3 separate regions of the Homo sapiens genome follow, and all the other regions are linked to region 2. A link is a loop called in an ENCODE intact Hi-C map of the cell type or tissue named here. Cell type or tissue: natural killer cell. All regions are shown on one strand. Links, peaks and the distances in the headings refer to the core of each region. The heading gives the core; the rest is flanking DNA. Region 1 overlaps DNAH11 (dynein axonemal heavy chain 11). Region 2 has its middle 170 kb from the start of SP4. Region 3 has its middle 16 kb from the start of SP4.

Region 1 (8,000 bases), core at 1-8,000, 510 kb after region 2:
TTTTCATCTATAAAACAAAATCCTGTCATATGTCAACATGGATGAACCTCGAGGACATCATGCTAAGTGAAATAAGCCAGTCACAGAAGGACAATTACTATGTGATTCTGCTTATGCGCAGTATTGAGAGTAGTCAAACTCCTAGAAACAGAAAGTAGAATGGTGGTTACCAGGAGCTGGAGGGAGGGGAAATAGAGAGTTTCCATTCAATGGGTGTAGAGTTTCAGTAATGCAAGGTGAAAAAGTTCTAGAGATCTGCTGCACAGCGCTGGACTTACAGTTAACAATCCTGTATCGTACACTTAAAAATGTAAGAGGGTAGATCTCATGTTTTTTGACACAATAAAAGAAAACATTTTGATCTTAATATTTATATAGCTTGAATTGTTGAATACACATGGCATATAAAATAAACAATAAAACACTTGTTAAATGAGATATGGGTGCACGTATGCTGGAATTTTTTATGACATGGATTTTTTAAATGCTATAGGTAAAAAAAATCACATCCTTTGAAAAATGATTTCATCAATTGCCTGATCTCAAAGTGTTAGAGACTTAGAGGCAGCCACAAAGCTTGATATCATCAGGTCTGAGCCATTTCTAGAGAAGAGGAAACCAAGATTCTCCCTCTTAGACCTTACTCCCTGATTGACAGTTCTCTTCCCAGTGTCCTCACGTACGCAGGGACTTGAGAATAAAAGCAGAGAAGGAAAGGATGCTCACTGAACACCTCCTTTGTTTTAGCACTTTACACAGGGTGTCTCTGATGAACCCTCTGAAGCACACAGGAGCTGACCAGGTGCTCCTCTCACTGAGTTTCTGTGACCTACTGTCATAGCCAGATGTCACAGCCACCCTCAGGACTCCGACAGAATCCCTTGTGTCCCTAAAAAAAGTACGGAAGTATATTTAGATTTAAATTAACTTTTAGGTCATTACATAGCTACACAAAACTTTAGATTTACAGCAGAAACTTAAAAAATTCTCAGCAGGAGAATGTTTAAACTGATTTTTTTTCTTAAAGACCAGTGTGATGGTATAAACAGAATTTTTAATTCCTTTAAAAATCTGAAGCGGAAGCTCAAGTAGATGTATTTCATTTTAAATGGAAACACAAACATTAAAGATGATAAGACATTGTTTTTAAAGTGTATTATGCAGCTTTATGGAACCTGATGAATTACAAAATGGAAGAAACAGAAGATGAAAACATTGGTATTATTGTATCATGGTGATTTCTTCTTAATTTTTATTTTTATTATAATGTTACTTGTGTAATGTAAATGAATAAAATTTTCCCCTATTAATGATAACCAAAAATGTTTAAGCAAAGAGAGACAAGTTTTAAGGAAAGTACACAGCAGTGTTTCTGTGTCCAGTGGAGCAGCCTCTTTGGACAGGTTTCCACTTTGATTAGCAAGGAGGTTAATGTTGCTGTCCACTCTCTAGGGCTTTAGGGTAGTTTAATGTCACAGTTGGCTGCACTCCTTTCTCTCATTGTCTAAGATTGCAATGTAATTCTCTGCTCATTCATCACCCGCCTGTTTCTGCCTTGCCCCCATGTCTCCACAGATCATTTTGTGTTTCTCTCCAGTTGGTCGCACGCTGAGAGTTAGAGCTCGGAAGTTCCCAGCCATAGTTAACTGCACGGCTATTGACTGGTTTCATGCGTGGCCGCAGGAGGCTCTGGTCTCCGTCAGCAGGAGGTTCATTGAGGAAACCAAGGGAATTGAGGTATGCCGTGTCAGCCTGCGTCACACACACACACACACACACACACACACACACACACACACACACACACTCTGAAAATCCTCAGTAGGTAAGTGCTTTCCACAGTACATCTCCTATCAGAAAGCTATCCTGATTTGTTTAAGATGCTAAACTTATCTGTTAGTTTACATTCTAAGGAATATGATGGCTGACCTTTTTTCCACCATACATACTGAGGAGGATGTGCACACGTGCGTGAACACGGGCACGCACACAGCACTTGAGTATGTTCTCACTCATGCACTGACTCACTGGAAGCCCAGGATCATTACTTCCTTGAATCATAATGGGGCTTGCTGATTATAAATCCTTTAAGTCCAAACTAAAAGCCCAAACAGAAATGTAGTCACCGTAGCCACGCACTGCTTGCTTCTTAACCAAGTAAGGCAATGAATTGTGGTTATTCTCATAGTAGCAATAGTTGAAAAATCAGCCCCTGTATCCCATAACCACTAAGTCAAATAATATATCTACTTACTGTTTTACAGATTTATGTTTTATGGGTTATATTTGTCATTTCTTCATGATGACAAATTTAAAATTTAAAATCAAATTTAAAATCCCATGGCATTTTAAAATGGTTGTACAAAACAAAACAACAAAAGCTTCAAGCATTCAGATTCAGAGGGAAAAAGGATGTAGATATGAGGTTATGATTTAGATTTCCTGGAGATGAAGTTTTATTCATGTCTAGTGCCTTTCTGATTACATAGCTTGGAAAAGTGATTGTGGACATTTCCCAGGGAGCTTTGTCTTCTCATTCCATTGAGTGATAAGGTGAAAGGTTCCTAGAATAGGTCAGACACTGAAAGTGACTCTCAGAGGCAAACACAGAACTGGAGATATGTGAGGAATGATGTCTGTTTCTAGTTGAAAGATTATCATGAACAGGTACAACCCATTGTAGCCCCACCGTTACCCAAAAGGCATAACTGCCACCTTTCCAAAGCAATCCTTTTACATTTTGTTGTATATTGTATCATTCAGCGGCCATATGGTTAAAAATCTGGTCATATTTACATATTTAATTGTTTGTATGCAGCTAGCTTTATTGTTCATAATATCATTTTCCTTTGCTTCTACAAAAAAAAAAAAAGCAGCTATAGAGGTAAGTACACATGCAAGTATTCACCAACACCTACAGAATTTTGTGGAGGGAGACCTCTTCTCCTTTAGTCTTTTCCTGAAATGTTTATTAATCTAATTATTTGGTGGTGGATTGCTAGGGAAGAGCCGTCAAGCAACATCTAACTTGGAAGATATATATATGGTAGAGGCCTTAGGATATTCATATACCTCCCCTGTCCTTCTCTCCTCTACACTTGCACTTAAAACGTTTCCACAAATAAATGAAAATAAGAAATGATCTCTTCTAAAGTCTGCCAGAAACATTTTGTACTCTAACATCTGGAAAATCATTAAATGTGACAAATAATTGTCATAAATATTAACACAAATTTCGTATGTGATTGCCAGGTCTGCTGCATTTCTGGAATTTTCTAGGGCATCATTTTATCTTGTGATAGTTACAAGAAGGGTTCAAAATGCTGCTTTATTAAAGGGAGAGAGTCAGTATGTATCTTCTGATAGCAAATTTGTGTTTCATCAGGCTGGTTTGGTAAGGAAGAGAAAGGGGCCAGAGCACTTTGTTTCTGCATGTTACTTTGTCAAATGGTAGGAAATTAGAGCTAGTAGCATGGTTTAAGTTGGCATGTGGCACAGTGCTTTTTACAGTTTCTTCCCTTTGCTACTCTGTGCAGGCTTTTTCCTGTCCAGGTGGGTGCCACTTTGAAAACAGCTAAAGGAGTTTGATATGCCGTTGACCGTTGACATCTGCTGGATGAGGCAGGACTTGCATCGTGTTAAGTCCAGAGGGCTCCTGTCAGGTGCTAAGCTGGATCTGATGGTGTCATAACGCCTCCTATAGGATGCTGAGTGCCAAATAGGAATTTTAAAAACACTTTCCCATTTCTCTTGAACTGAATTGTGCCTCAAAACAAATGAGTCAGATGATTTCATTTCAGTGCAAGCTGCTTATTTAACTTTCCCACCTTCCTAATTTGTTGCGCAGGAGCAATAATTATAATTCAGAGTACAATGTGTCCATGGTCTTCTAAAAACCTGTGGTGTCTTTTCTGTAGAGGTCAAAAACAGCTTTTAAGTTTTTTGAATGAGCACTAATTTGATCACTTTCTTAGTTTTAATTTCCTTTTTTAAGACTGAAAGTTATCAGCATAATTTAGGCACTTCTTAATTATTGACGTCATTTGCTGAGTGTAAGGTGCTTACACAAGGTGACCCCCTTTGGCCACAGAGAAAGGAGTCGTTAAAGGCAAGCAGTTTTGTGTGTGTTGGCGTGTAATTTTCCATCAGTACACACTCAGCACCCAGGGGTACGGGTTGACTGCATCTAAATTAATGTTTGTGCTATTTTTCTGTTGCCTAATATTGAACTAAATGACAGCTGACAAATAATGACCAAAACAGTTTGACACTTAAGTATTTATCTGAAGACTTTGTGTCAACGCACACTACCTCTCCAAGGAGATTTTGAAATGGAGATGGGAGGAGGTGTGTAAGGAGGGAGAGAAGGAAAAGCCATCTGGGTAAACCTGGGAACAGTGTTGGAAAGGCTGTGAGAAGCTCGTTGGAGAGAGAACTGTGTGAAGAGCTTAGTGATTAGTACACGGTTTCTACAACGAAAAATCAAGAGAAGCTGCGGTGTTGAAAAACAAGTGATGTTTTTGCTTTTCAAGGTAAAATGAATCATAGACATCTTTGAAAGCAGAGCCAGATGAAAGGAGAAGTTACTGAATGGAAATGAAACAGTGAGCTGTCTGGTGAAGGAGTGAGATGTTTGTTGGATGGTGTAGAGTAGATCTGAGCAAGGTGAAAGAGGTCATCTTTGGGGGCATGTTGACCAACCGATGAGTTAAAATCCTCTGTCCTTATGTGGTGCCACTTAAAAGTAATGACACAAACTCCGTATCATCAGCTTTTTCAGGGAAAAGCAGTTATTCCCCATGCAACCACCTCTTCAATTGTTGCAGTTTGGTAGCTTGTGAAGGACATATTTTACTACTGTTTTCCACAACTGATGGCGAGAAAGTCCACTCTAAGAGGAAAGTTATTTTACTGCTATATTTAAAGACTTGTTTCCCCAATGGTCTGTAAATTCATTTTTAAAATGGCATGCCAAACACAAAGGGTATAAGACAACATTTTGTCAGTGATAGCTATCTTAGCAGAGTTTCTATCATATTAATGACTTTAAGCACAGTTCTTTATTTGAAATATAAATTAGGGTATACATATGTAACTAACCTGCACATTGTGCACATGTACCCTAAAACTTAAAGTATAATAATTTTAAAAAAGAAATATAAATTAGGATTATTCAATATGAATAAAAAGTAGAAAGATAACCTTATGCAGTAGAAATTGTGTGAATTTGAGGAAAATAATCCTCTTTCTAAGGAATATTGAAGCCATTTAAAAATATTAAGACAAATATAAATGCAACCACATTTATCTTGATTCTGCTTAAGTCTTATACTGGCTTAAGCATATCTTCAGATGGCTGAGGAAAGACACAAGTAGTTGTAAACATCCTTCCCCATTCTTCAAGCCTCGACCTCATAAGTAGGGTCCAGACTTTGTAGCTGCCCAGGAATCTGGACATGAATATTCAGTTGAAGGTGTAATTGACTTAAATGGAGCTATCCCTATAAGTTTGTAGTTTTGTGGCTTTTCTCTAGGTGCTGACCTTACCAGAAGCAGCCACACCATTCACACCATCTCCTGTTCTGTCCTCTTGCTATAAAAGAGGTAGCTGGATTGCTTTTTTATTCTTTGGTTTTTTTTTTCTTTTTTTGAGAGGGAGTCTCACTCTGTCACCCAGGCTGGAGTGCAGTGGCATGATCTCGGCTCACTGCAACTTCCGCCTCTCGGGTTCAAGTGATTCTCCTGCCTCAGCCTCCTGAGTAGCTGGGACCACAGGTGCACACCACCACGCCCTGCTAATTTTTGTACTTTTAGTAGAGACAGGGTTTCACCATGTTGCCCAGGCTGGTCTCAAACTCTTGACCTCGGGTTATCTGCCTGCCTCTGCCTCCCAAAGTGCTGGATTACAGGCATGAGCCACTGCATCCGGCCTGGATTTCATTTTTCCTCCACTCCTCCTGAGTCTTCAGTTGCTTCTTTGTTTCAACTTTCTGGCAGAGAACCATTGAAGGTACCTTTTTCAATGACTGCAAGCTCATCTAGGAAATTGTTGGCTTCTGCTGGACTTTGTCTTGCCTCTGACCAGTAGTTGAGCTCCAGAATTAAAGGCAAGATACAAAAAGCATAAGCAAATAACAAAATAATGCACTCACCAGACAACTCAAAACAAAAAAACAGCATACAATTTAGAAAACTGTGCTTGGTGCTACATTTAACACTTGTTGCTGCCCTGTGTAATGGCAGTAATCTTACTGCAACTGCTGTTGGTGCTACTGCTACCACAGTAGCAGAACTGATAGAGGTTCAGTATCCCTTACCCAAAATACTTGGTACCAGAAATATTTTGGGTTTCAGATTTTTTTTTGATTTTGGAATATTTGCATTTACATAATGAGATATCATGGGGATGGGACCCAAATCTAAACACAAAATTCATTTTTGTTTTATATACTCCTTATGCACATAGTGCAAAGGTAATTTTATATAAGATTTTGAAGAATTTTGTGCGTGAAACAAAGTTTTGACTGTGACCCATTACATGAGGTCATATGTGGAATTTTCCACCTGTGGTGTTAAATTCACACTCAGAAAGTTTTGGCTTTTGGAGCATTTCAGATTTTCAATTTTCAGATTAGGGATGCTCAACCAGTTCCTGCTGTGAATTTGCACTGCTTACCACCTCTCATCACCAGCCTCATGAGGAGGGACCAGTAGTTTCCCCTGGGATGGAGGCCCAAGAGTAAATAATGCCGCTGGTAAGGGGTACATCTGCAGTTTGACACCAGAGCCCATAGTCTTAAATCCTTCTTTTGACTATTGCATGAATGTTTGACTATTGGGAAAGCAGTAAAAGAAGAAAGGAAACAGAATTTTTAAAGGAGCAATTTTGTGGGCAGGAAGAAGTACAGGAGGGTATGCAGTATCTTACCAGATTTTTCAGAACTGGAAATCTAGCCCAGGTCCTAGGATTCAAACCCTTTGTCCCTGGCTCCCTCCGGAATCTTCTTCTCAGAGCAAAACAGCACTATGAAGAGCTTAGGACAAGTGTTAAAATGCAACACTGCCCATTTTATGCATTGTAAGTTTTCTTTCTTTAATAAGCCACCATGCAACCACAAATATCTTATTAATATATTCTTCTACCAGCCCTAAAAGGAGCAAAAAGATCAAATAGATTGTGTAGCACATCAGTTTGACATATTTAAAATTTAACACAGAAATAATTTCTGAGAAAAATGTTCAAGACTTACTGTAGGTATATGGCATTTAATGTGACAAAATTGTCCCAAGTTACACTTCAAAAAGAGAGAAAATAGATTCTTTCACCTGCCCCTTTCTCTTTTGCCCTTCCTCCCTCCCTCCCTTGAATACAGTGCTCTTGAAAGCCCAAATTTAGTATTACAGACCAATGTAGTCATCTTTGCTGGTCTTGGGAAGGTATAAAATCCTAAACTGATTTAGTGCTGACCTCTGGGTATTGGTTTATATTCAACTCTGCTGTTTGTCATTTTCAAGAGGAATATACTGGGCACTTGCTTGAAGTGCCAGGTGGCTGGAGTACTTGGTGTGGCAGAGACTACTCCTGCCCGAGAACTGTCACACCAAATAGCAGAGATCTGTTTATGTTTTTGTGTTGACAGTGAGCCAACTGAGAGAGTAGAAATTAAACACGTTTTCTTAATGTGAGGGAAAGCAGTTTCATCTTTGCATTTGATTATGCGTTGGAGACAGCATCGTTTTCCAGAGCATCTTAGTGGGGAAACCTTGAGTTTATAACCATTCGATACTGGCACTCTGCTTATTTTTATTTTTGCCATCATCATGATTAGCTGCTAAATGACTATAAGTGGTTATCAACTGGTTTTTATTAAGAGGCCAAATCTAGCAGGAATGATATTCTCCCCTCACGTCTCTCAAAGTGAAAAATACAGCATTGCGTAGCCCTCGCTGCGGCAGCACCAGCAGCAACTCCTCTCAATTCTCCCCCAACGCCCCCCACA
Region 2 (10,705 bases), core at 1,441-9,440:
GCAAAACAGAATCTGCCGCTATTAAACAGGCCACATCAAGGTAATCAACACTGGCTTACTAAATCTATTTCAGTGCAAGAGAGAACTGCAAACCTAAACAAACAAACAAGCAAAAAAATACATTGCATACCTTTGAAGTACTTTTTGTATATGAGAAGCCTGCCTCGAATGTTGAAAAAAGCAAAAGCCTCGAATTCACAGGAAGCAACATTTTTAACCTGCCCCACTGTATCCAGGTGTCAGGGAGATTCTGAATAGTCGGTAATTCTCAAAGCTACAGAACAGGAGTCTGCTTTTTCTCCCACACCTTGATGCACAGTTCCTATTAAATGTAGCTGGAGTTACAAACCATAGGAGAAAAAAATGCATCTGTCTCCTCTGCAACATTAGAATTGTGAACTGAATATTCTCACTGCCTGGGGTTTCATAGAAAACATCTGAATTATCTTTCAATGTACTGGAAAAATAAACATTAACTGCACACTTGTCCTTCTCATTTTCTGCTTTGGGATCATGCAATGCTAGTGTTAGTTAAAATATTTTTTAAATTATAACTCTCAAAGTGTTAGGACTCTTGCAATTGTACCACATCGTTGAACGTTTCCCTGGTAAAGACGTTATTCTTTAAACTGTGGTTTTCTGTTCACATCACAAATGAGAAATAGTGAAGAGATAATGCGAGGTTTAACTAGTATTTAGACATTTCTACTTTAAGACACATTTAGGTGCTTTAAGAGATAAACAGTTCCCCAGCCCACCCCACATGCGCCCCCACCCCTGCCCTGCCTCCCGGCACCCCCATGAAAACTGCAGAGTCAAGTAGTAGGGGGAAAATATAGTTCCCTACAAGGGTTTACTTCCTAATGCTGCTGCCTGATTTTAGTTCCCAGACAAGTGACAAGCCAAAACAAAAAGATAAATAAAAATCAAACACATATACAACAACAAAAACAACCCCTCACATTAACATAGGGGCCTCCTGGTGCTGGAAGCTGAAACTCCTCACAGGATCTTCTATACGCAAAAATCTGGTCTTATTTTTCTTTAACATAAGGAGAGAGTAAGATAGGGCTGAGAAATGTGATCTCTGCTGGCAGAAAAGAGAATAGAATCAGCTACTTTTATGAACACATTTAAAGCCTGTGTCATAACTTCAGAAACCTTGATGTGATTGAAGCTTAGTAAATTTCAGGAGATCTGCTTTAAAATGGTTTTGTACTATTCTTTGAGAAGTCACTTTGTTTTGCCAGCTCTGGATGCTAATAGGGACTGGTATTTTTTCCTGGCTGTGTCAATGACATCACACAAGTTGCACTCCACGATGACAAACATAGAGGAACAAAGTCCACAGAGGCATGGGCAGCAGCGATCAGGGAAAATGCCATCATGCAAAGCTCTCTCTGGTTAGATAGCTTGCATTTTCTGAGTGTTGGTTGCTTACTTGTTCTTAAAGATATACATCTTTCTTTAAGAAATTAAAGAAATGTTAATCTGGAAATCAACATAGGGTCTTTTCTTCATTGTATGAGAAACATCATTGTAAATATCACTTCTCTCTGCATTCATGAAATGCTGATTATTAAGAATATATATCATAATCCACAAAAATCTAGACACTGATCTTTGTTAGCTATTTCACATATAAGATAATATGTTCATAAAGATGTATACAGATAATTTAATGTAGAATTTAATAATCAGCCCAGTTTATGTGCCACTGAAAGACATAGTACTTAGGAAATACAGTATATTTCTGTTTTTCTAAGAAAGTTAGGGAGTATGTTTAATTAATGCTAAAATGCAATAGAATTCCTATGGAAGTACTTATGACATCCCCATGAATACCAAATGAGTTCATTATGATCTGTGTTATTACAATGAATACCACATGAATTAATAATGCTGGAACACTCAAAATGAAGTGTTACCAAGTGTTGTGGTATAACAAATATGGTTAAATATTATGTGATTAAAGTTATTATAAGCTGAGTTTCGATCAAAAGAAAGCAAAATTCCATCTCTATTTCAGGGAGTTAAGAGTGGAATCAAACTGTTGTTTCTACACGTTGTGATTCTTAACTTTCAACAGTCCCTTAAAGCCTTTCTCCAAATACTATAATCATTTAAATTACCTTGGTTAGAAGTGGCAGAGGAGGTGGGTGGGGGTGGATGGAGTGATGAAGGGAGGTTGGCAGGCAGAGAAGTTGTGGAAGGAGCAACTAATATACCTCAGGAATTCACCCAACTTGGAAGTATATATATGATTTTTCCATAGTTTGCGTTTTAAGACATGGAATTTTCAGTTCAGTTATTCTTGTCTACTGACAAGCTTATTAAAATAATTATTTAGTATGTATTTCAGGACAGTGAAGCCATAATGAACAAGAACATTTTCTTCAGCTTTCAAGTTGAAGTCCTACTTTTATGTGTCGGAGATTCCATAACAATTTCTAAAATCAATTATTTTAAATAATACATCCCAACTGTATTTGTGTAAATTATTGCTGCACATTCTGCTGTAGGAAAGCTGGACTCTACATCTGCATTGTATTATTTATGCACTTAGATGTAATACGGTGTAACAATTCATATCTATTGTAGATTTAGTAAGACATGAAGGCAGAAGTGGATTTAATCAGACATGTAATTATTTTTATGCCTTCAACTCAAAAATATGCGTAAATGAATTTATGGTTATTTGGCAATCAGTGGAAATGGTCTTTATAAATGTTGAAACAGCTGCTGGCAAATATATTTGCAAAAGAAGGAAAACGGCACTTATCTTCTAGTCGGGTAAATGATAAAGGAATGACTGTTAGCCGTAATGCAGTATCCTAGCTGTTAAATATTTGCTTCGTCATCCTTAACATTACACAAACATACATTCAACATAAGAAAAACTTGCAGTTCTTTCCTTCTGTGATAATGGAGCACATTTTCTCATAAGAGGATTTTTAGAACACCTCTGTGTCTGAGAATGCTCTTTTCTTCTGAGTCTGAGCAGTTGCTGTCATGCTGTTTCACTTGTACATTCCCATTTATTCTATTATTTGTGGTATCATTCCAGTTCTTGAGATAGAACACTCTCATTTAAAATAATGGGCCATGATAATGCACACACTTCTGTCAAATATGTTGATTCTGGTGTCTATTAGGATTTCTCACTGTTGCTTTTACAACGGCTTTAAGACATTCGGAAAACTTTCCTTCCACAGAGCGTAAATGCAGTCCTCGTACTACCTGGTTATGATTACTTCGTTGTGTTGAAGCATCTAATAAATTACATATCGGTAAATGTAGATCTTGGACAAATACCCCAAGAAAATCTAATTCTCTTGAAGTGCATCTTTTTTCATTCTTTCAAGTTTTCAGTTTAAATTTAGTGCCTTTGACTGGTGAAAAATTAATAGCACTGGTACCTGAAATCTTCTCTATAACCTGTGGTGGAGGAAAAGCTTCCTAGAACCTTTCTAACGTGTCAATTACAACCCAGATAGATTACTATATGAGGAATTATTTCATTTTTCTTGGATCAAATATAAAACAGCTATAATATTTTTAAGTTGTACTGAAGGAAGCATGGTAAAGACACTCCTGCACTCAGGGCTAGGGCAGGCAACATAAACAAAGCTGTCACTCTCTCTACAAGGTGAGCTTGTATTTGAGCATGCATTCGGATTGTATGCATATGGTGATTTCCAACACTAACCGTTTGGGTGATACTCAAATTATAACACACCACTGACTTAAAAGTCACTTGCATCCGACTTTTGTAAATCATGGGGTTCTCTTTCATTCAGGTATGTTGTCTCAGTGATCAGTAGCATTTCCAATAAATTATACACTGACCAGTTGGCAGAGCTTCTGCCCGTTATTGGAGCAAAGCCTGCAAACCTCCTCTGTCAGATGCTGCATTCCCAGCCCTCAGCCCCCTAACGTAGCAGAGTTCCTTGGCAAACGACAGAGTGCCCTCTGTTGATGGAAAAAGTAATGCGCAGCGGAGGATACAGAGAGAAGCTTTCCTACTAGAAGTCGCAGAGCTGCCCGTTAGCCGATACACATTTGTGATGTAAAAATCACATTTTAAATTATAAAAATATTGATTTAATGAATATTGAGAGAGTACAGATGATTGCAAATTCAGACACAATTGTTGGAATTATGTATTTAGATAGATACACACATAAACACGCTAGTTATTCAGTTTCTACATACCTGGAAATGCTACGTAAGACGACTCCTTTTTTACTCTGTGCAGTATAGATTCAACCTACACAAGCAAATATTTCGTTTCAAATTTTTCTGCAACCGAATAGAACATTTAGCATGAACAATGATGCTACATGCTCAGGCTCTATACACTTAACTAATGTTAAAAATGAAAAACTGTAAGAATTCCGCTGAACAGAGATTTCTAATTCCTTCAGGTTTAAGGAGGGAAATCAACAGAAAGCAAAACCGCTGAGAAAAGCCTTTAGCTTCAGCGTTGTCTCTGCAGGGTGAGGAAAAATTGATAGCCTGGTTTGCTGTTACTGCTTTCAAACTAAGTTCCAGTGAGCCTTCATAAAACAGTAAATTGTATCACAATTTTAAAGCAGTAATTCACTAAGCACTCACTTCTTCACTTCCATGTTTCTATTTGCTTTCTTTTGAAATGGAAAAAATCAAATCTCACAGAAGTGATATCTTTACATTTTAAGGCCATTTCATATGTTAATTAGTTTAAAAGCAACATGAAAAAATGTTAGCTTGCACAAATACTTGCAGTTAACATTTTTTAAAGTGTGACTTTCTTGACTATTTTGGAGAAATAAACTCTGGTTGCTGTTGCAAGTTGAAAATGTTTCTGCCTGAGAGGTTGCATTTTGGGATCTGCACGGATTTAAATACTCCTCTACCTGCTTCTTCACTTAAATTTGAGTATTTGCAGCCACAGAATTAACCTATTGTAATGACTTGATTGCAATCTTCAATTTTATTGTTATGAAGGAAGAGTTTTCTTTCAAGGTTTATTTGCAAGTGTTAAATGGAATTAAGACAAAAAAAATCTTTATGCCATTTCCAAGAAACTGTTACCTAGAAGAAAAGGAAAGAGGATGTTAAATGGAGTTTTCAGATTTGTTGCTGGTACTGATGAAATTAACCAGATAAATTGTTTGGTACTCATTTTCATTTTCCTTACAGAGGCTCTGAGATTTTTTTTTAAGTAGTTTGCCAATTCTTGACTTCTTCATACCCAATCTTTATTTATATGAAATCACTTTTTTAAGTGTGAATTCACATACTATTCACAAGGTTTGTTGGCATAAGAATGAGATATGTGCTAAGGAAATCATTTAAAATGTGAGCTGGAATTCTCGATTAGTGGTAACAGTCTGACAAAATGGAGCCAGTGATGGCTCGAGTTTGTTAATATACACAGTCCAAATAGCAACATGAAAACTAAGAACTTCAGTTCGTTGGTGTGCTTGAGATTTCAGCTCACTGAAACCTCTGCGTTAGAGAGGAATTGCAAACAGAAGAGAATGAGATCCTGTTGTATGACAGGAATGATACTGCACTGGGGATTTTTAGGATTCCGAAGTATTTTACCAATACTCCCTAAATATGCTTTCCTACTTATTCTCGGCTTAGCCCTTACACTTTGATCTGATATTTTTCAAGCTTTTTCTTTCCTTAAACAGTATAATCATTTTGTTTTTCTTTCTGATCAGGAATATAATGATCTCACTTCTATTGCTTTTTTCAAACAGTAAGATTACATTTAAACAATGACAGGGAACAAAACTTAAGTATGATAAACACTTTTCCCATTGCTATAAACAACTGAAAAATAACAAAATTATCAAAATATTCTCATTTCAAAATTTTTCATTTTGTTTTATTTCAAAAATGCAATGAAGTCTCAAACATTTTCTTTTCCACCATTTTAATTGAAATTGGAAATTAAAATAAATTCTGTTTAAAGGGAAAACTAATTTTTAGTTAGAAATTAAACTCAAAGTATAATTTGCTTATACATTAATAAAGTATATATAACGTAAAGTATATTTAACCTTTTAAAGTTTTCCCCTTCCCTAGATAATTTTGTTATTTAAATGAATTGAATTATAAAATAATCTCATGGCACTGTGTAATATTTTACGATACAATCCAGTTAAAGAGGTGCTAAATATTTTAGAAACAGCCCACCAGAGGGCAGTCAGCTTTTAGTCTAACGTGTTGGAAATAGATAAATTTATTATGATGGCTAAGTTTTAAATAAAATATCTATTTAAATCACATAACTTCTTGCATCTAGGAGGTGAACAAAGTGAAGTTATGACTTGAGATTGAGAAGCCTGAGGCTTCAAACCATTTTGATAAAAAATCACCAAAGGACTAACAATTCTAACAATTGCCCTTCTGTACTCCCTCACACTCAACCTTTTCATTGTGATATTTATGTTTGGTTATAAAGTAAGATTTATTTTGATTTGAGATGTTTTGGTGCATTAATTTTTTTTCTAATCAGTGGAGACTTTGGGACAAGCTCCTGCTAAGAGAGAAAGAGAGAAGAGAGATTTTGTTTTCTTGCTCACCTGTCTGTATATTCCTACTAATTCCAAAATGAGTCTACTGTGGGTTTTAATGGAGCTTAATAATATTATTATACAAATGACACAGAAGAGATTCTGGAACATATGAATGGTGATTGGAGAATACATGGTTTGTTTCCTTGTGTAAACTCTAGGGGTGTTGGGCACTAAGTTGCCTCCAGTCACCTTAATAGTCAGAGATAATAACATCCACTTAGAAGAGGATTAAAAGAACACTGAAATCCTTGCATGTATTATTTTATTTAAAATAAAGAAGAGTCCATCTCTACTAAAGATACAAAAAAAAAAAAAAAAATAGCCGGGCGTGGTGGCGGGCACCTGTAGTCCCAGCTACTCGGGAAGCTGAGGGAGGAAAATGGCATGAACCCGGGAAGTGGAGCTTGCAGTGAGCCAAGATCATGCCACTGCACTCCTGCCTGGGTGACAGAGCAAGACTCCATCTAAAAAATAAATAAATAAATATAAATAAGAGTCATTGAGGTTTGGACAATGTTTTGTCATTGTTGTTATTACTATTATTATTGGCAAAATTCTGGTTGTCAAATTTCTGAGCCCTGAAAACAAAATCCTTCTCCTAAAGTCTGCAAAAGAGGCCATGAGTGAACAGAAATATTTATGAGAGCTGAGGTGCTTTCAGATACTCACTTGCTAGATTTCTTATAATAATCTTGTGAGGTATAAGACCCATGTTAAATAACTTGGTCAAGGTAACAGAAATGAGACTTATACCTTGTCATTTTCCTCTTCTCTCACTTGCCTTGGAATTAAGAAACAAAGAAGCTAAAGATTTTTTTTCCTTGTGTTGTTTATTTATTTTTGTTTTATTGGTTTTGGAACCCAAGTTTCCCTAATTATAAAAATTATTCACGCTTATAAGAAAATAATGATCTTAGCAAAGACATAGAATAAATCTAGATGCCCACCAAGGACAGACTGGATAAAGAAAGTGTGGTACATATACATCATGAAATACTATGCAGCCACAAAAAAGAACAAGATCGTGTCTTTTGTGGGAACATGGATGGAGCTGGAGGCTATTATCCTTGGCAAACTAGTGCAGGAACAGAAAATCAAATACCAGATATTCTCACATATAAGTGGGAGTTCAATGATGAGAACTCATGAACACAAAGAAGGAAACAACAGACACTATTGTTGAGTCTACTCAAGACTCTGTTGTTGGGTCTACTTGAGAATGGAAAGGGGGAGGAAGGAGAGGAGCAGAAAAGATAACTATTGGGTACTGCACTTAATACCTGAGTGATGAAATAACCTGTATAGCAAACCCCCATGACACGACTTTACCTATGTAAAAAACCTTCACATGTACCCCCAAACCTAAAATAAAAGTTAAAAAAGAAAAGAATGATCTTATAAACACAGAGATTAACACTGCTAACATTAAGATATGTATGCTTCCAGATATTTCCTATACACATATACATACTTACAAAAGTGGAATCACACTCTTTCTGCTGTTTCACAGCCTCCTCTATTCACATGGATATAAAAGATATCATGGACATCTTTTCATGTCAGTATGTGTAGATAATAACAGCTCACATCTACTGAGTGCTTACCATGTGCTAGGCACCTTTCTATGCATTTTGCATGAGTTGTTCCATTAATTTCCACAACATCCCTATGAAGTAGGTACTATTATTTCCCCCATTTTTTTAGAAGAGAAAAGAGATTAACTAGTGGCCAACACACAGACCCCACATGTTAATCTCTTGGCTTTTTAAGGGCTATGTTAGATTCTGCTGTATGGACTTACCAACCTTCTTCATTGGTGCGTAGTTCCATGTTTCTGGAAAGAGCAATTTCCAGAAAGAACAACTCCGGTATCCAAACTAGTTGCTTGTGTCCTCTCACATGTAAATATACCTCAAACTATCTCAACTTTGCTGATCCCATTATCTTTTTAGAACTCCCTTCTCCCTCTCCATGTTTTCCTAAAATTTACCCAGATCCACTTTTCAGGACTCCTGAACCTATCTTATCACTGCCACTGAGACACAGCAACTAACTCAGGAGTGACATGCCCAGAATCCAAACCTAAACTGTGCTATGTATCAACCAAGTGACCTTAGGCATGACTTAGTCCACCCAAGCCACATTTTTCTTATCAGTAAAATGAGGATAAAATATCTACCTCACAGAGCTATTTGGTAGTCTCAAATAGCATAGATACGCATGTACCTGGCAAATAGTAAATTCTTAATAAATGTCAGAGAGAAATGCCCCCTTGCTTGAATGAGGACCTCAAGGTCAAAGGGAGAGAAAATAGCAGATCCTACATTGCTATAAAAGACAAACTCCTTTGGGAGGCCAAGGTGGGTGGATCACTTGAGGTCAGGAGTTTAAGACCAGCCTAGCCAACATGGTGAAACCCTGTCTCTACCAAAAATACAACAATTAGCTGGGTGTGGTGGTGGGGGCCTATAATCCTAGCTACTTGGGAGGCTGAGGCAGAAGAATCGCTTGAACCAGGGAAGCAGAGGCTGCAGTGAGCTGAGATTGTGCCACTGCACTCCAGCCTGGGCAACAGAGCGAGAATCAGTCTCAAAAAAAAAAAAAAAAAAAAAAAGACAAACTCAAATTTTAATGCTAGACTTCTGTGTCTAAGAACTTTGAGGATTCCAGGTTATATTATCTTTATCTTGATACACACATATGAAGAAAACCCTAAATGAATCTTTTTCTTGGCTATATTTGAATGGAAATTTTTGGAAAGCAAATTTAAAAGATCAAACAAATATTTATTGGGACAGATTTTTTGCAACCCAATAAAATAAAGCCCTGAGAGAAGGAAGTCTAACAGAGGGCAAAGCAAACTATAATCCCTTGCTGGTCAGTCTTCTTTTTCCTACAAAATGTCTAGGAATACCTATAAATACTAAATTATGAAGATTTGAAAAACATACTCTGGACTCATGCTCCATCACTTGTGCTCAGGGACTGTTTAATTGGAGCCAGTACCAAGATGCTAATTCCAAATTTATTCCTCAAAATGATTTCTGCTCCAAATTTAAGCACCCCTCTTAGTTGGCCCAACTTAGTGAATGTCAGAATTTGAGATGAGAGCTGACTGATGAGACTCCAAGCATGGGATGGTGAGGAAGAGCCAGAGGAATTGGCTAAAACATTAGCACCATGCTTCCAGGCATTCACACTGTGCAAATGCTTCTGCGGTGGGCAGGCCTCCTTATTATCTGCAGGTTCCCAAACCAGGAAGACTGTGAGCCATTCCCCCTCAAAGACCAAAGGCGTGGATGCAAATTTGCCCTTATTGCCCAGAGTGGCAGAAATCACTAGAGCACATGGGCTGAGGCATGGCCACATATACCGATGTGTAAGCCACTTATGTGATGGACAGTTTCCTTTCCTTTTATTTTATTTTATTTTGATACAAGGTCTTACTCTGTCCCCCAGGCTGGAGTGCAGTGGCAAGATCATGGCTCACTGCAGCCTCAACCTCCCTGGGCTCAGGTGATGCTCCTACCTCAGCCTCCCAGATAGCTGAGACTACAGGTGTATGCCATCATGCCTACCTAATTTTTTTTTTTTTTTTTTTGACATGGAGATGAGGTTTCTCTATGTTGCCCAAGCTGGTCTCAAACTCCTAGGCTCAAGCAATCCTCCCACCTTGGCCTCCCAAAATGCTGAGATTACAGGCGTCAGCCATTATGTCTGGCCACCATTTATTTTTGAGAGAGATCCCTGAACCAACACCAAAAATGAAAAATGGCCCCTGTTTGATATTTACCCTTTGGGATTGTCTAGTCGTGATTTAGCCAAGAGGTCTGTCTGTAGCATCTACATCTGCTATCATTCCTGGTCAGGTACATGATCCATGGACCCAACCTTAGGAGTGAAGTTAATTCCGTTGAGTCTAGGTAGTTCTGAGTTTCCACATCATCTCATGCACTTTTCATGAGAACGCCTTTTGCCTGGTATTTAACAGATGAGGCAGCTGAGGTGTAGGTAAAGAGATTTCCCCAAGCTCTCAAAGATGCTCATAAAGTAGCGTAACACACAGAATGAAATAGCTGATCCTCAGACCCAGATCTTCTGATTTTAAGCCCAGGATTTTTTCAGTGATC
Region 3 (10,705 bases), core at 1,602-9,601, 160 kb after region 2:
CGCCCGGCTAATTTTTTTGTGTTTTTTAGTAGAGACGGGGTTTCACTGTGTTAGCCAGGATGGTCTCGATCTCCTGACCTCGTGATCCGCCCGCCTCGGCCTCCCAAAGTGCTGGGATTACAGGCGTGAGCCACCGCGCCCGGCCTCAATTACTTTTTAATATCAGAGAAAAAATGCAAGTTCTATATGCCGTTACTCGTAATTCACCTTTAGCTGTATACTTAATTTAAAGGAGCATGTATCAAACAGAAATAACCCAGGCATATACAAAGAACTGTCATATAGATTGACCTTGACCCCCAATAGCTTATGGTCTAGCAAGGAAGGCTCATGAGTAAAGTGTCCATACAATGTGATAAATGTAAAGAAGGATTAAGCATGTTAAGAAAAGACCATGAGATCCTTGGAGAAAAAAGGAAGAACTTTATTTTCTTTCTTCTTCTTTTTTTTTTTTTTTTTTTTTTTTTTTTTTTTTTTTTTTTTTTGAGAACCCTATTTTCTAAAAGCAGTCTGCAGTTGGAAAGATACAAGCCTTCAGTGCAAACAAAAATGTGGTCCAAAGTGGGGTGGGGCAGGATGAAGAGTTAGGGATTATTATATAAAGGCAGAGCAAGGAGTGAAAGGGAGGGAAAGGGAAGGGAGGGAGAGAAAGGGAGGGAAGAATAGGATCTTGATTGGATGACTTTTAAGCCCCAAATAATTAGTCTTTCTTAAGTGGCTGGTTCCAGGTGGTAGGTTTCACCAAGTGGGAGGTTGCCACCAGGTGGTCTGTTGGTGGTCATTTGGGGAATTTTCAGCTGTAGTCTATCTTGACACTGACAGGAGGAACTGATTTGGCTTGATTGTAGCCAAGAACCCAGAGTAGGTGACTGCTCCCTCACCTAGTCACGGGTGCCTCATTCTCATGTTTTAACTTTGAGCAGCTCCTTTAGCCACAGGGGGCCCATTTTGTCTGTTGGCCATGGGCATATGTTAGCAAGTACAAGATGCCATGACAGCGCATAGGGCATCTTACCCAGCAATTTGGAGGGTATGGTGTGTTAGCAATAGCTTCCCTGAAGCCATGAAAGTTCCTGAAACAAGAAATATGAACAGAAGTTAGTCTACTGCCGTGGAGGAAAGAGTATACCAGGCATGAGCTTGGCCTGTCTTTGGGCTGCTTCAGTAATGGTGAGTGCAGAGTGTTGAAGCCTGGAGAGGGAAATTGGTGAATATCAAGGGCAATCTTGGGGAATAAAGTGAGAGCAAAATCGAATGGGAAGGAAGGCTGAGGACACAAAAGGGAATAGAACACTTTTCCAATAAGTTTGGCTGTGAAGAGGAGCAAAAGATAAGGCAAGAAGAAAAAAGGGGTGTGGTTTGGTAAAGTGCTTGGGGTTATTTGTGTGTGTGTTTCCAAAGTAAGAAAGATGTGAGCATGACTAAGTGCTGAAGGCAAGAAGCCAGAGCCCTGAGAGCAGGGATATCTGTGGAGCAAGTGCCTAAGGTGGGAGAGGCTGAGAAACTGAGCAAGATGAAGGCATTAGCTTCGTTCTGTGGGATTTGAAGAAAGAAGGAGGGATGAGCGTGGTAAACAGGGTGACAGGAGTTTGATGCATTTCATTTTAAAAGTCACTGAGGAGGCAAGTAGGATGAAGGGTTTGCGAAGTGTGAAGAATGTTTGAAATAGCCATAATGACTGTAGAAGGATTGAGTAGGAAGGATTGAGTTAGATTGAACAGGAAATGAGCTGGTGTTTTCCATGAAGTTGGGGAATACCTGAATTAGGAGTAAATAAGCAAGAAAACTGCAAAGGCAGGCAATTGGAATTTGAAAATGGAATGTTTACTTAATGATTTCAAAAGTAGATCAAATTCCAGGTGAAGGTAGAGTTTTGACCTAGCAATGAGACTGAATGGCTAATTGGGAAAAAGATGTGAAGATATTTGGAATAAAGTCAATGAGCTAAGAAGACAATCAGTTGAATGGAGGACCCGAGTATGAACAAAATTCTGTTTGATGGCAAGTCTTGAGAAGAGGAAACCTTCTCATGAAGGCTGAGGTCTTCAGTGACTGACAATGAGGAAGTAGAGGTATGAAGGTGACGCTCACGTGGAGAGTGTGCTACAACTGAATGGCATGACCTTACTTACAGATGCAGAATTTTTATAAAATAATGGAAGAAGAATCATTCTGAACCTATTTGCCTGCATCTATCATCTAGCAGTTGGGTGAAACTTTTTTTTGTATATATTTCTGACCATGTTACTCCTTATAAAGGAAAAAATTTTTTTCTCTATTTTTCTCTCTCACACTCAACACAGAACACTTCTGTGACCAGATGTTTAGGTTTTTTGTTTTTGTTTTCCACTCACCAAGCAATTCTCCAAAAGACACTAATTGCGTGTCCTATAATCCAATTCAATTTGACACTATTTACCTGGAGACAGTGTCAGGTCCCACAGGTTGAGGGCTCAGTCCCACAAGACTTGCACCCTACTTTAGACACCAGTCACAAGCAAAAGGCCATCACCTCTACTTCTGACAGACTTGGCTACAAACTGGGGTTCCCATGGCCTCCTCCTTGAATTCAATTAATTTGCTACGAGGGTTCACAGAACTCAGGGAAACATTTACTTACATTTGCTGGTTGATCATTAAGGACATTATCCAGGATACAGATGAACAGCTAGATGAAGAGATGGATAAGGCAAGGTATGTGTGGAGGGCAGAGTGGAGCTTCCGCGCCCTCATTGGGCATGCCACCCTCCCATCACCTCCACATACTAAGCATCCAGAAGCTTATCAATTCTAGTTGGAGTTTTCAGAGAGCTTAATCTCCAGCACTCTGCTCCCTTTATCCCGGATGTTAGTAGGTGGGGCTGAAAGTTCTAACCCTCTAATCTTCTAACTATTTGGTCTTTCTGGTGACTGGCCCCATTCTGAGGTTATCTAAGAGAGGCTTCACCTTCGGAGCTTGCAGTGAGCCGAGATTGCGCCACTGCAGTCCGCAGTCCGGCCTGGGCGACAGAGCGAGACTCCGTCTCAAAAAAAAAAAAAAAAAAAAAAAAAAGAGAGGCTTCACCTTAAGCCACTTCATTAGCATAAGCTCAGGTCTTATAGAAAGGGGTTCATTTTGAAAACAGACATTCCTGTCACTCAGAAAATTCCAAGGGCTTTAGGAGCTCTGTGACAGGAACTGGGGACAAAGACAAAATAGATATCCTATGATACCGCACTCCTCTACTCAAACCGTCCCATGACTTCCCACCTCCCACTGAGTACCCCTAGTATCTTCACCATGGCCTTCCCTGACTAGCCTGCCCTGTTTTCTGACTTTAGCTCTTGCCACTTTACAACTTGCCTATCCTGCTCCAGCCAGACTGGCTCCCTTGCCATCCCCAAACCTGACAAAACTTGTGACCATCTCAAGCCCTTTGCACTTGCTTTCCCTCATGTCTGGAAAGCTCTTCCCCTAGTGGCTCCCTCATCTCCTTCAGATCTCTGCTTAGCTGTCCCCTTCCTAGTTTCCTCCTGTACCACCTCCACAGGTAGTCCCTACTCTACATCCCTGTTTAAATTTTCTCCATTGCATTCATCACCACTGAACTTTACATACATTTACTTTTTTTCCCCGGTTAACCACTCCCAAAGGATGTAAGCTACCAGACAGCAGGATTTTGATCATTCTGCTTATTGCTATATCCATAGCAGGCATAAAGACTATTTTTTTGAATGAAGGCCATGACAATGGCTGTGAGCAGGACTCTGACCCTACGTGCTGTATGTGAGATAACTCAGAGAAATGTTTCCATTGAGGGAAGCCATAGGGAGGGAAGAATGTGAGCATGTCAGGGTGTTGTCACCATGCAGGGGCCTTCCAGTGGGCACTCTGGGAGGTGTAGGTGGACCTGTGGGCATAGGTTGCTGATGGTTGAAGCCTGGAGCAGATGGGACACACAGGCAGAGTGGATGTTAGCAGCGGCTAATCCACACAGGTCTGCAGCCTTCTCAGAAGAAAGAAGAATTCAATCCAGGGGCATAAAGCAAAGTGAGAGACCCAGGCAAGTTTTAGAGCAGAAGCAAAAATTTATTAAAAGGTTTAGAGCAGGAACAAAGGGAAGTAAAGTACACTTGCAAGAGGACCAAGCAGGTGACTTGAGAGATCAAGTGCATGGTTTGACCTTTGACTTGGGGTTTATACGACGGCATCCTCCTCCCCTGATCGTTCCCTTGGGGTGGGCTGTCCACATGCATAGTGGTCAGCCAGCACCTGGGAGGGGCCGCATGCACAGTACGTTTACTGAGGTTGCACGCATGCTCACTCGAGGCGTTCGTTCCTTACCAGTGCAGTGCTCCTAGAGGAAGGTGATATAACAGTTAAACTCTGCCATTTTGCCTCTTTGTGGGCATGGTTGAGTCCACTCACCCACCTCCTGAGATCTTATCGGGAAGCTGCTAATCACCAGTTTCAGGTGTTTCTAGATAATGGGAGACTGCCTTTCCTTGGTGCCAGCTGTGACCAATTATTATTTTAGAGAAACAGTTTAACAACTGCTTGACCATCACCTGATGGCTGTCCAACCAGACATCTTGGTGGAGCCTGCCTCTTGGTGGAGGCAGGAGGGTGTGCTCTGTCCTGCCCTGCTCATGTCTGACTAGCTACCTACTGTAACAGGAGGAACTTGCTTTTAAGAAAGTCTCCAAGAATAAAGACAGGGATGGGAAGTATGGTAAAATTTTCTGGCTTTCCAAAAGATATATTCCTAACAGGCTGCCTGGATAGATTGTACTTCTCAAGGAATTCACATGAGAAACAGAAACAGACATGAGTGTGGGAAGAACACAAGATTTTTGGAAGGATTTGCCCATCTTGTGGTTGCATGTGTTACCAAGGGCTCCCTGGCCTAGAAGTAGGAAGGCAGGCAGACAGCAGGTGGATGGTTCGAGATTGGATAGTACCAGGGTGCCTTATGAAGTGTTTTCCACAGCAGCAGCTCCAAGGGTTGAGGGGTTGGCCCTGGAGTTATGTCAGGTCCAGCCAGGCCTCCTGTTTTTTTTTTCCCACCTCAAATGTGCTTTCCCCGTATTTTCCTGCTTCTACACCTCGGCTCACCTACACTGTTCTGTCTGGAATTCCCTTCCCCTCCCACCCTACAGCTATTCACATTTTGGGCATCCTTCAAGATCCAATTCAAGCTCAAGCTCCCTGACAAAGTTTTCCCTCACAGCCCCAGCCTGGAGGGATTGCTCCTTGCCTTAAACTCCCATTACAGTTATTGACTGGAGAATTCATTTTGCAATTAATCACCTACTGCCTTGTGACATCTCTTCAATTATGGCTTCAATTGAACTTTTATTTATGGTTTCTGGGTTGTATAACTTCTCCTGTGATGATGGTTTGTCATCTCTCCAGCTTCCCTGTGGGCTTCTTGAAGCCAGGAGCACCTTTTGCTTGTCTTTGGAGCCCCCATCACTCCACACAGCTCCTTACACAGGAAGATATACAGATTATATAAGCTGATACACTTTATTAATCATTAATATTCCATGCTGACACCTAACTGATAATCCTGTTTACTTTCAAATGATTATTTAACATGCGAGTATTGTAATAATATTTCTTCCCACTACAAACATGTTGTGTACTCTCCCTTTTCCATCACAGATGTTTCTGAGGACTAATGCTGTTCAGTTCTCTTGTCAATTTGATCTTAATTTTTCAGCAGAGATGGGAGAGCTTGGTAATAAGCGAACAGCTCTGGAAACAGGTGTCCTGGTTGGAGTCTTAGCTCTGCCATTTGCTAGAAGGATGAGCCTGGGCAAGTCATTTAACTTTTCCATACCTCAGTTTCTTCATCTGCAAGATGTGGATTATAACAGGCTTTTCACTGATCTATTTTGGGGGTTAAACAAATTACACCATGTGACATTCTTAGGTCAGCATCTGGTGAATGGTGAAGCCCTTGATAACTTGCTAGCTGTTATTTCTGTGTGACTGGAAATTTCCAAATTTAAAGTATGAGATTCACATGTCTTTCCACTCTTCTTTTATCACTAAAGAACAGAGAGCAGGCAGTGAAGCTGCCTCTCTACCTCAGAACACCAGGCTGCAGTCTAAACTCTGCCACTTAGTTTGTGTTATTTTAGGCAAGATACTCAACCTCTTTGGGGTGCTGTGAAGATCAGAGAGTAAACATCTGTGAAAGTACTTTGTAAACAGCATACTTGCTTACCCAAAGCAAGGAGCTGTGGGTGAGAACAGGAAATACATTTAACTGGTTCAGTTTTGAAAATCTTACCCTTAGAAAATTCGCTTTAGGAAAAGAGTAACTCTTTGTCTCTCTTTGGTTGAATTACCCTAATTATCTTATGCGGCCTTCATATTTCTTTTCTTTTTTATGTTTTTTCGTTGTTGAGGGTTTTCTTGTTGTTGTTGTTGTTGTTGTTGTTGTTGTTAAAAAAAAAAACTATTGGTGCTGTGGGAAGTCTTTCTGAGCCTATGATATGCTTCCTTTTCTCATCTGTAAATCTGGTTGGTCTACTAAACAAACAGCCGCATTCACCAAAGTCAGACACATCCTTCATGATTTAAAATCTGTGGCTGTGCTTTGACAAAGGAGCTCTGTAGGGAATGGTAATGCGATTAGGATGGTAACTGGCTGGAGGAGCAGGAACATGCCAACCAAACAACTCTCTTTGCAGGGTTCCTTGGAGACAAGTGTCAGAGGCAGGTTAAGAGCAAGGTTTCTGGCACCAGGCACTTGGGTTCAAATCCCCACTCCCTACCATTTATTTTCTGGGTAATCTTGCAAATTATTAAAACTCTGAGTGCCTCTATTTTCACATCTGTGAAATAAGAACAACTATAACACCTAACTTTTAGAGCTAATGGGGGATTAAATCAGTCAATACATGTAAAGTGCTTATATATAACACAGTAAGTGCTAAGTATTTGTAATTAACATACACATAGTCACTGGCAGCAAAGGCATGTCTTTTTGTACTAAATGAGCCTTCCCAAATGTCAGTGCATCCTGAGAAGCTGTGCTATGACAAATAGAGGATTCATTTTGTTTAGTCTGGAGGTTTAAAAATAATACATGCCTAATAGGTTTCTCTTCCTCTTTCCCCTTTTCCTCAAGGCCACAGCCAAGGTTAGGAAAGGTGGATCTGGAACATACTGATTAGCTTGAAAAAGATAAGAGAGTGAGTGAGCTCCAACACTGGTTGAGCCTGTCATCTAGGTCTTCCTAGGGCAGGAGTCATTCCCAATGAATTTGCTCCCTGGCTTATTTTGTCCAGCTGATAGAGAGAGGAAAAGAAAAAGGATGATGATGAAGAGGAGGGAAGAGAGAGAAAAATAAAGAGAATTGGTTTAGAGAATCTGGGCCTCTCTCTGGAGTAGGAGCCAACCCTTGGCCCCATCGTTCCTCTTCCACCTCTTAGAAGGGAATGTGGTAGCCAGAGAGATGCCTGGACCTTCTGCAAAGTATAACTTGCCCTCAAGTTTGAACTACCTTGTCTCATGAGTTGCATGAAAGGAAGAGAACCCATAGAATGAAAGCTCAATAAGAATCAGGCAGATTGGGCCTTCTCTTAGGAAAAGAAGGCCAGCCCCTCACTCCTTCTTACCTTTCTGACCTTATAAAAGAAAATGCATTCAGGCTGGGCGCGGTGGCTCATGCCTGTAATCCCAGCACTTGGGGAGGCCGAGGTGGGCGGATCATGAGGTCAGGAGATCAAGACCATCCTAGCCAACATGGCGAAACCCCATCTCTACTGAAGTAAAAAAAATTAGCTGGGCGTGGTGGCGCGTGTATGTAGTCCCAGCTACTCACGAAGCTGAGGCAGGAGAATCGCTTGAACCCGGGAGGCGGAGGTTGCAGTGAGCCGAGATCGCGCAACTGCACTCCAGCCTGGCGACAGAGTCTCAAAAAAAAAAAAAAAAAAAAAGAAAATGCATTCCAAGAACCCAAGGGAGGGATCCTCAGAACTGCAGAGCACTGCAGAAGTTTGTGGGCGGGGGGGAGCCATGGACATTGTTGTTTAGTTTAGCACTTCTCAAACTTTGCTGTGTGTCGAATCACCTGGAAATTTTGTTAAAACACATGGGTGGGGCTGAGATTCTGCATTTCTAACAAGCTCCCAAGTGACCCCATCTCTGCTGGACTGAGGAGTTCAATTTGAGTACAGTCTTCTAGATGAATGGTGTCCTAGAGCTGCATGATATAATAGTTTCCTGCCAACCTACTACCTCCTTGATAATGTGGCCCATCTGTGTACACTTAAACCTGGCCACTTGCGTCTTGGATACAGAGTGACAAGAAATGCCCTAGTCCTTGATTCTGATCCCGAACTTTGAAAGAAAGAAGAAGGAACAAAGAGTACAAAGGTTCTTATCTTGGCCAACCAGTTATGTGAGTGATTTTTTTCCATTCCATTCACAAGCTAGAATTGGCTGAAGGAAGCCTAATATGATTATCACAGCTTGGTGACATTTTATGAACTCTTGTCTTACGCCTTAAATTCGAGGATGTGAAATAAGATTATTTGTCATCTTCCTGATGACACGAGAACTCCAAATGACATCTTTAAAAATCTTATCCTTATGACTACCCAAATCTTATTAGTCTTTCAGTTTAGCTATCATGAATTGCACAACTTCTATATATCAGCGCTTTACATACACACTTTTATTTAATTTTTCCCCTCAAATATTTCAAGATAGACATCATCACTTCAATGTTACAGATAAAGGAATTGAGGCTCAAAGAGATCACATAGTTTGCCCCAGGTTACCTGGCTGAGGCAGGATAGGAAGCTAGGTGTGTCTTACTTCATTTCCTTTCTCTTTTCACTACCTGTCTCAGAGATAACAGGATAATTATTTTAAAATTAAGAAGAATTATTCATACCTGTAATCCCAGCACTTTGGGAGGCCGAAATGGGCAGATCACGAGGTTAGGGGTTCGAGACCAGCCTGGCCAACATAGTGAAACCCCGTCTCTACTAAAAATACAAAAAAAATTAGCCAGGCATGGTGGCGGGTGCCTGTAATCCCAGCTACTTGGGAGGCTGAGGCAGGAGAATGGCTTGAACCCAGGAGGTGGAGGTTGCAGTGAGCCGAGATCACGCCATCACACTCTAGCCTGGGCAACAGAGCAAGACTCCGTCTCCAAAAAAAAAAAGAAAAAAAAAAGAAGAATTATTCATTATTTAGAAACAATTTAAATCTCACAGTTGTTTGATATCCACTGACTTCCTTGATATGAATTTACTGCAAAGCTATTGAAGCTTAAGTTTCAAGGACCATTCACTCGCAAAAGTGCCTTCTAAGCCTCTGTATCTATTTTTATTCATAATTTTGTATCCTTTGTTTGGAAAAAGTGCCCCCCAACCTTAAAAACTTTGGTCTCCACAGAATTTGGGTCTGGATGCTGTCAGATGCATAAATCCTCTTTTACAACATTCCCAGTAAGTCATAGTTGAGGCTGTGCTTGAATGCCTCTGATTCAGACGAGTTCACCGCCTCAAGGGAGTTTGTTTCATTTCAGATCATTCTCATTCTTTAGGATTTATGCATTTAAATTATTTATCCTTTTACCAACATTTCTCCAACCCAGAAGTTCTTTTTATATTGTGCCAAAATCTACCTCCTGCCAACATCCATTTATTGATCTTAGTTCAGTCCTCTGAAACTACAGTAAGTCCTTACTTAACATCATCAATAGGTTCTTGGAAACTGTGACTTTAAGAGAAACAACAAACCAATTTTACCATAGGCTAATTCATATAAACAAGTGTTAAGTTTCCATGGCATATTTCTGGTCACAAAAACATTGCCAAACTTAAATAAAGACCCCAAACAGGCGAGGCATGGTGGCTCACACCTGTCATCCCAGCACTTTGGGAGGCTGGGGCTGGAGGATCACCTAAACCCTGGAGTTCCAGCCTACAATGCCATGATCGTGCCACTGCACTCCAGCCTGGGGTCAGAGCAAGACCAGACACTTCTAGTATTAAACATTGAAATAAATGTGAGCTACATATACATTTAAGAAAGATTAATAAAACAATGTAATGTTTACCTGCTTATTTTAGTTCAGGGTCAAAGGTGGTTGGAGCTTATCCCCAAAGCTCAGAGCCAAGGTGGGAACTAACCTTGGACAGGATGCCTTCCTGTGGCAGAGTGCACTCACACACACACACACTCACTCACTCACACCAAGACCATGTAGATATGACGATTCACCTAACGGGCACAATTTTGGGATGTGGGAGGAAAACCAGAGGACTGCAGAAAACCCATACAGTCATGGGGAGCACGTGCAGACTCCACACAGAGTGGCCTTGCTGGGAATTCATTTCTTTTTCTCATCAGTGTTACAATAAAACGATGTTGAATGAAACAGCGTTATTTGAGGATCTACTGTACCTAAAGTAAACCTAATCCCTCTTCATGAATAGGCCTGAAATATTTGAAGACTGTTACAGTACCCTTTCCAAAATCATCCACCATCCTTAAAACCATTCTCGTCTCTTGCCATCCTGGCCCATCTTTTCTTCCAGTTGTTGCTGTCCTTCTTAAAAAACATTCTGGATTTGGCTTGACTAACAGAGAACAAAGCAACCCTACTGCTATACTAATTTGTTGAAGACTTTGCATTCATCACTATGGAAATGTATTACTGATATTATATTTGACTCCGTGTTGCAACTTGCC

Evidence for each region. A loop is a pair of places that touch in the nucleus more often than their neighbours do. Peaks named below come from ENCODE experiments on the same cell type or tissue, not always from the same donor. Only the 100,000 strongest peaks of a DNase experiment are listed, where the experiment ranks them.
Region 1: a loop joins it to region 2, with 2.8 times the contacts of the local background. A loop is called at or near these places in 41 of 110 quality-filtered maps.
Region 3: a loop joins it to region 2, with 2.2 times the contacts of the local background. A loop is called at or near these places in 22 of 110 quality-filtered maps.

The regions. Positions count from the first base shown.
Region 1 is chr7:21,763,853-21,771,852 of GRCh38, forward strand. DNAH11 (dynein axonemal heavy chain 11) reads left to right here. Exons shown (of 82, transcript NM_001277115.2): 55 at 1,576-1,737. Among named protein-coding and RNA genes, the nearest start is that of CDCA7L, 180 kb to the right of the region's middle. RefSeq lists enhancers at 1,350-1,865, 7,900-8,000, 7,966-8,000. In natural killer cell, for the core only: no CTCF peak of the experiment used is centred there; a DNase peak (open chromatin) is centred at 3,649.
Region 2 is chr7:21,250,281-21,260,985 of GRCh38, forward strand. No RefSeq gene overlaps it. Among named protein-coding and RNA genes, the nearest start is that of SP4, 170 kb to the right of the region's middle. In natural killer cell, for the core only: CTCF peaks have their summits at 3,967 (motif pointing left) and 6,206 (motif pointing right); DNase peaks (open chromatin) are centred at 3,981 and 6,191; H3K27me3 peaks cover 3,697 bases.
Region 3 is chr7:21,406,557-21,417,261 of GRCh38, forward strand. No RefSeq gene overlaps it. Among named protein-coding and RNA genes, the nearest start is that of SP4, 16 kb to the right of the region's middle. In natural killer cell, for the core only: no CTCF peak of the experiment used is centred there; a DNase peak (open chromatin) is centred at 6,155; H3K27ac peaks cover 2,274 bases.